2 separate regions of the Homo sapiens genome follow, and region 1 is linked to region 2. A link is a contact called in ENCODE Hi-C or POLR2A ChIA-PET data. All regions are on one chromosome and are shown on one strand. Each heading gives the region's core, a stretch centred on a gene start or an enhancer-like site at or near the end of the contact. The rest is flanking DNA. Distances are from core to core; before and after follow the strand shown.

What was found. Hi-C counts contacts between places; a loop is a spot of excess contacts on that map. ChIA-PET counts read pairs that join two places held with the same protein, here RNA polymerase II (POLR2A).
Region 1: a loop to region 2 is called in a map of PC-3, with 3 times the contacts of the local background. The contact joins two enhancer-like sites. A Hi-C loop is called at or near these places in 1 of 168 maps with a recorded cell type or tissue (PC-3). POLR2A ChIA-PET finds 5 or more read pairs at or near these places in 2 of 52 experiments (CD4-positive, alpha-beta T cell and OCI-LY7).

What each region holds. Positions count from the first base shown.
Region 1 is chr7:48,425,997-48,429,208 of GRCh38, forward strand. ABCA13 (ATP binding cassette subfamily A member 13) reads left to right here. Exons shown (of 62, transcript NM_152701.5): 42 at 1,770-1,875. Among named protein-coding and RNA genes, the nearest start is that of ABCA13, 260 kb to the left of the region's middle. Within about 2 kb of position 1,880, at least 3 of the 41 ENCODE cell types and tissues checked have a DNase peak (open chromatin) inside an H3K27ac peak, as active enhancers do; they include PC-3, where a contact is called at or near this core.
Region 2 is chr7:48,388,000-48,391,639 of GRCh38, forward strand. It overlaps ABCA13 (ATP binding cassette subfamily A member 13), which reads left to right. Exons shown (of 62, transcript NM_152701.5): 37 at 1,041-1,221. Among named protein-coding and RNA genes, the nearest start is that of ABCA13, 220 kb to the left of the region's middle. Within about 2 kb of position 2,117, at least 4 of the 41 ENCODE cell types and tissues checked have a DNase peak (open chromatin) inside an H3K27ac peak, as active enhancers do; they include PC-3, where a contact is called at or near this core.

The DNA.
Region 1 (3,212 bases), core at 630-3,129, 38 kb after region 2:
TCCCAAAGTGCTGGGATTACAGGCGTGAGCCACCGCGCCCGGCCTCTTATTTATTACCATTTATCATGTGAGGAAACTAAGTTAAAGAGTGGTAAAATAATGTGTTCAAGGTCACATGGCTGGCGCACACTCAGAAATGTTATTAATCATTCTTCTTCTTATTATTATTTGCAATAGTAGTGAGGTTTACAGCTTTTCCTTGGAGTCTTACTGAGAATCAGCAAAGTGTTATCTTTCACATGAAGGTAGCTGCATCTGACCTTTCACTAGTGCTACTCATGCAGATTTTGCTCAGTAGGATTCCATGCAAACTAATTAACCACGTGCGGAGATATTGCATGCCTCTCCTGAAGGCTTGCTTGCTCATGGCTTCTTCTTTCTGGTGCCTTCCCCCATCTTTCCCTGTGGTTAGGGGCTCCTCAGGAACATCTAGAGACAGTCAATCCCTTTTTGCTTGTTTAGAGGAATCAGAATGGTGAGGTTGTGTAGAGAAATCAGAAGTGAGGCAGGGTGCTCAGTGTGGGCTGAGATCTGTATATGCAGGTATAGGACTTCACTACCCAGGGCATTGGGTGGGAGGTACCAGCTGGATGGACAGTGACGCTGGCCCAGCAGGAGTCACTTGGAGAGGGGCCAGGGCCAGGGACCAATATCTCTATGGATACGTGCAGAGGAAGGGGTGATGGAAGCACCTGCACAGATGATGCTAAGGGAGAGAGTGGCAATGCACAGTGCCTAGCTTTGTGCATGGCCCACAGAGAACGTTCAGGAAACCTTGGCTAACCACATGAATAATAGAAGACTTACTGCATGCTTCCAGAGTCTGTGCCTGGCACTTTACAGCCATCATCTACTGAACTTTAAATACTGTGATCATCATCTCTGTTTTATTAATACAACGAGGCAGCCAACACTCTGCGTGGTGCAGTCCTATGCCTGCAGACAGAGCCGGCCCACATCTTGCCAAGAGTGGAACTCCAGCAGTTAGGACTGTGCTGCTGCAGGGCGATGTCTCCTTGACTTGTATGCTTCTCGTGAATTGCCCAATGTTTATTTTAGAGATTCTCTTTCCATCACTCCATAAATCCCTGCCAGCGATCCAGGTGCAGCTCAAGGCCCTCGATGTCTCCACCCCACCTCATTTCCCTTTGTGTCTGCTTGCACTTCTGCTTTCTCACCTTATTTTTGCTACTTTAGTCATAGTATTTGGCTTTGAATAAACTGAGGTTGGACTTCTGCCTCCACTACTAACCAAGAAATGACTTCAAGCAAGTTATTTGATTAACTACCTTAGTGACATCATATATCATAGCCCATGGAAAGCATACATTTAATGGGGATTTTTATGTATGAGATCCCATCTACTGTAAGTAAACTGAGCATTGCAATTTTATTGTCTGATTCACCTCTGAATTCCTAAGATGCTGGTACAGTGAGTCACAAACTTAAGTTGAATTGGATACACTGTGTTGCTATCTGTCCCCTCCCTGCCTACCACTGCCTATGCATTTGACCAGCCTCCACTAGCCCGTGAGGGTCTGGGAGTTCACAGTCAAGTTTCATTCATCTTTGCATCCTATGGGTAGCCTGTTTTGCTGAGACCTAGGTAGTCTTAGAGTTATGCCAATTAAATGGATGGCTAAATGAAATATATGGGGTGTGTTTGGCATATGTTGTCACAACCGGATTAGGCAATTGAGGCAGAAGAAAAGAAATGCGATGTGTATAGAAACATAAAATAATACATGGCGTTTTTTTTTCTCCGAAAGGTGTTTTTGATGCTTTTGCAAGATTCCAACAAGAAATCTCACATTGCCCTGGGGACTGAGTCAGAGCTGCAGAACCACAGGCCTACAGGACATCTGTCTGGCTACTGTAAGTACAGAATGGCTTCCTGCATTTCTGCTGGAGGAACAATGACACCAGCCTTATTCAACATCCCTTGTTTTAAAAGTTGTATAGCAAGGTTCTGAAGTTAGTGAGGAGATGTGAGTGTATAGTGAGGGGGCAAGTAAATACAGGTCAGAGGCAAAAAAAACGTTGAGTTTTATCCTGGCTTGAAAAAAAAAAACTGTGTGTTTATGGGACACATTTATCTTTTCTTCAGGACTTGACTTAGTATATAAAAAATTTCTCAATGTATACAGTTAGAATAATGACCATCATTCATCTTATTTTACCTTCATCACAAACAAACTGATCTGGCCTACCTGCGTGGTGTGCCTCTTATGTGCAGGCACCCTCCTGGTAATGGATTTGCATGGTTTAACAAAGCCCCGGATGTGGGCTTTGCCTTCATGCGACCTCTGTCCCTTTGGGACCAAATCATGGCTTCAGCTTTTGTATGCAGCCTCCTTTATAGGCTTTAATGATTGAACAGAATCCAGATTTGGTATCTAGGTGTGTGACTGAAGCTCCAGTTCAGTCCAATTCCTGGCATATTTATTAGCAGCAACTCAGCAAGGATCCCTGAGCTGAGCTCTAGGGATGTGGAGGGTAATAAATCTAAGAGCTTTCCTTCAGAGATTTCAGTCTACTAGGCACATGAACCCATGAATAAGTAACTAGAATTAAATATGTTATAACCTTTTATGATGTTTCCCAAATTGCATCCTTACCAGCAACTGTAGGAATTGCTATTGCTGTACTTCCTCTTCAGCTCTTAGTAGTATCAGATTTGAAAAACATATAATTTAGCTATTAAAATAGATGTGTAGTAGTTTCTCATTGTGGTTTTAATTTGCATTCTCCTAATGATTATGTTAGGCATATATTTTTATTTCCCACAGCTTTATTGAGATATAATTCACATAACACACAATTCACTCATATAAATGGGACCATTCAGTGGCTTTTAGCTTCTTCAGAGTTCTGCATTCATCACCACAATCAACCTTATACCATTTTCATTACTCTGAAAACTGGTGTCACTTAGCAATCACTCCTCAAAATCCCCATCTCTTCAGCCATAGGCAACCCCTAATGTACTTTCAATCTCTAATAGATGTGCCTATTTTGGACATTTTATATACATGGAATCATAGTATGTGTGGCCCTCTGTGACTAGCTTCTTTCACTCAGCACAATGTTTTTGAGGTTCATCCATGTTACAGCGTGCCAGTACTCAACTTATTTTGATTACCAAATATTTCATTGTATAAATATACCACATTTTTGTTTGTCCATTCACCAGTTGATGGGCATTTGGGGTT
Region 2 (3,640 bases), core at 867-3,366:
TTTGATCCATTTTGATTTTTTTTTGTTTGTTTTTATGGTCCAGCCTTTTCAAGTGTGTGCTGATTCCTAGAGAGACTTACATTTAGGCTGTCTTGGGCTGGGAAACAGCTGCAAGCCCAAGATGTGGGAAAGTATGCCATGACAGTGTTTGTTCTGTGAAACCCAGGAAACCCAGGGAGTTCCCATTAATTATTATTTAGCGTCCTCCCCTCTGTGCATTATGTGCATTTGTGTGTATATTACAATTTAGAAAAATTGAAGCGTTAGTCCCAAAATGAATATGTGTAAGAAATAAAAGCAAATATGGGCAGCTACCCTGTGTAAAGCATTTAAAAATTTTTAAGTGTTCTCACCCATGCTGGTTTATTCAGTGTTCCTGTGTGAGGGAGAATATCACTGTCCCTTACAAATAGGGATTGTGGTTCTCAGGAGATAGGGGCAGGACTGTCCCTGTGCCTCTGCACTCCAGAGTCATGGCCTGTTCCTGCAGGTGCAGGCACAGGGCACCTCTGCCAAAGGATGAATCCATAGGCCATCTCCATGGAAATAGAGATGCATCACTCAGAGATAAACAAGCTCCCATCGTGGTGGGTTTAGATTACAAGTCAACATTCTAATCTAAACAATCTAAATATTTTTCTGAATTATGAATCTTTTAGAAAATGTGGAACACATCAACAAGCACCTATCCACTCTCACGTCCTCAGGAGACTATTTCTCATGAACATTTTATGTGTAACTAATCTGCCTGTTGTTTTTTTCTCTACTTAAACAAAAATACATGTGTGTGTTTTTATTTTTTTTATTTTTTACAAAATGGTTATCATAAGGGTTCAAAACTTTGTAATCAGTGATATCACTTAATGTTTGCCATTATATAGTCTGCTTCTTGTTCTTGCTAAAGAAAGATTTTTGAGTTGATTTGTGTGCTTCACAGAGCTGGAATTCAATTTCAAAGCAGAATGCTGAATTAATAAATATGAGCATTATTTTTAGGGCTTTTGAAGTCTTTTCACAATGAATTTTCATCTCTCTCACAGGGTCATCACTGCAAAACAGGGAAGGAGAGCTTGAAGGAAGTGCCCCGGGAGTCACCCTGGTGTCTGTGACCAAGGAATATGAGGGCCACAAGGCTGTGGTCCAAGACCTCAGCCTGACCTTCTACAGAGACCAAATCACCGCCCTGCTGGGGACAAACGGTGCCGGGAAAACCACTATCATGTGGGTCCCATTTTACCCTTATCAAACACTGGGCATTTGATTCTTAAAACTTCAGTTTACCTGTGAGACAGAAGGTTTGATTTCTTTTCCTTTTTTTAAAATTTTGAGTCTCAATACAGAGTTTAGAGACACGGGTGAAAGGCAGAGCCCCTCATGAGTGCCCGTGTGAGAGAGGCCCTATGTCTTCAACCGCACAGGTGCACTGTAGGCCTGGGGCTCAGTCAAAGGGGTAGTGGTGGATAGCTTTTTAAAAGGCTTAATTCTTGTATTTTCTACAAATAATTTACCATGTTGTACTTTAGTCTTTGAAAGTCCTTTGGCACTTTCAGCGTTTGTCCTACTAAGTATCATCTTGCTTGCATATCTGTAGGAAGAGGAATATCACAGTGGTACTTGCAAATTTTTTAAACACCTGATTATTTTTCTTTTCCATGTTCTGGTTTTTGTGTGGTTCTTTTCTCATTAAGGGTAGATGTTTGGTTTAGGATTCAATGGCTCTAGATTTGATTAAAGAATCAAATCATGTGCTCCCAGAGAAACAATGAATTCAAACATTCACAGCCTTGGGCTGGCTGTAGAAGTGGAGGTTTAAGGTTAAACTACTAAAATTATGAAATATCTCTTTTGAACAAATCACTTTCTCTTTTGTTCTTTTTCTCACTAAATATGTAGTATTAAAGTGTGATTAGTTAAAACAATGAAGAGGGCTTTGCCTCAGACTTAATAAGAAAGGTAGAAAAATAACACATGAAACTTCAGAAATCTCATACTGAAAAAATAGAAAGAAAGAATATGGACAGTTTTTATTTGTTCCTTGGATACAGAAATGGACCTGGAAAAGCGTGTGAGTGTTTTTTTTAGTGTTTGAAAATTGGGAAACCACAAGTTGCACAAATAATGACTCAGCCAGCCAGTTCCTCTCACCCTGCTTTTACTAAGACACATTTCTTACAAGGAAAACCTGGGCTGCTTGTTTAGCAGAATGATGAGAATTGCATTTGGAGTTTCTAGATGATTTAAAGTTCAATGACTGTGTTGCTTTTAGTGTACATTTGTAGTACATTTTGAGTCATCCTAAGTGGCTGCCTCCACCTGGCAATTCTTAGATGAAAGGCTGAGAGGTCAGTCAAAGACGGGGGGGTCTTCACTATTTAAAACAACAGTCTTTGAGACTTCTAGGGAATGTGTATAAACTATTTTATAGTATCCCCCAGATAGGTTTGAAAATAATATAGCAAAGAGTTTTAAGTTCATCGAGGTTTAATTTTTGTGCAGTAAACAGTATCTGTTGATGTGTACAGTTTGATGAGTTTTGACACATTTGGTTAGTGCCGGAACAAGCACCACAAATACAGAACCTTTCTATGCTGCTCCAAGGTTTCCTGTGCTCTCCTTTGACCCTGGCCTTCATGTGACCACTGATCTGCTCTTTGTCACTAAAAACTAGGTTACTTATTCTAGAATTTCTTGTAAATGGGATCATGTCTGGCTTCTTGTACTCAGCAGACTGTTTTGGGGACCCAGGCATGGTGGTGGTGGCCCAGCAGCCTGCTCCTTGGGACAGCTGAGTGGTATCCACCATATGGAGGCAACCCAGCTTCTTTATGTTTTCATCCATGGGTTGCAACTGAGGTTGTTTCTCTTTGTCAGTGATTGTGAACACAGCTGCTGTGAACATTTGTGCATACAGCTTTGTGTCGGCACACATTTAATTTCTCATGTGTAAATACTAAGGAGTGGATTTGCTAGGTCCTGTGTGGTAGGGGCATGTTTAACTTTTCAGAAATAAGAAACCAATTTAAAACTTAAATAATAAACTTCCTGAAACAAGGAAGCAGAACTAGGCAATTCTGAGGCTTCTGTTGGTAAAGTCGGTCATGTGAGCTTGTGGTGGCAGGCTGCTTGATTTCTTGTGGTTTTAACACACACAGACTATCCCGGGAGCAGCGGAAAGAAGACTGGCTCCAGGGTTGGGGCCTAGCTTTGTATCTCTGTTTTGCTTATATTTAATGATGAGGATTTAGGTATATATGTCATTTCTTTAGCATGTTTCCTCATCTGTAAAAAGTTGAATGTTATCATCTTAAAGTCCCATACAACTATAATGCTCTATGATTGCAGTTCAGACTTACAATGGTTCAACTTAATGATATTTTGACTTTATGATGGTGTGAAAGTGATACATATTAGGTAGAAACCATAGTCTGAGGACTCATACAGCCATTCTGCTTTTTACTTTCAGTACAATATTCAATAAATTGCAAGAGATATTCAACACCTTATTATAAAATACGCTTTGTGATAGATGATTTTGCCCAGCTGTAGGCTAATGTAAATGTTTTGGGTACACTTAAGGTAGGCTAGACTAAGCTGTGATGTTAGGTAGGTTAGATGTAAATAGATTTTTGACTTACAATAT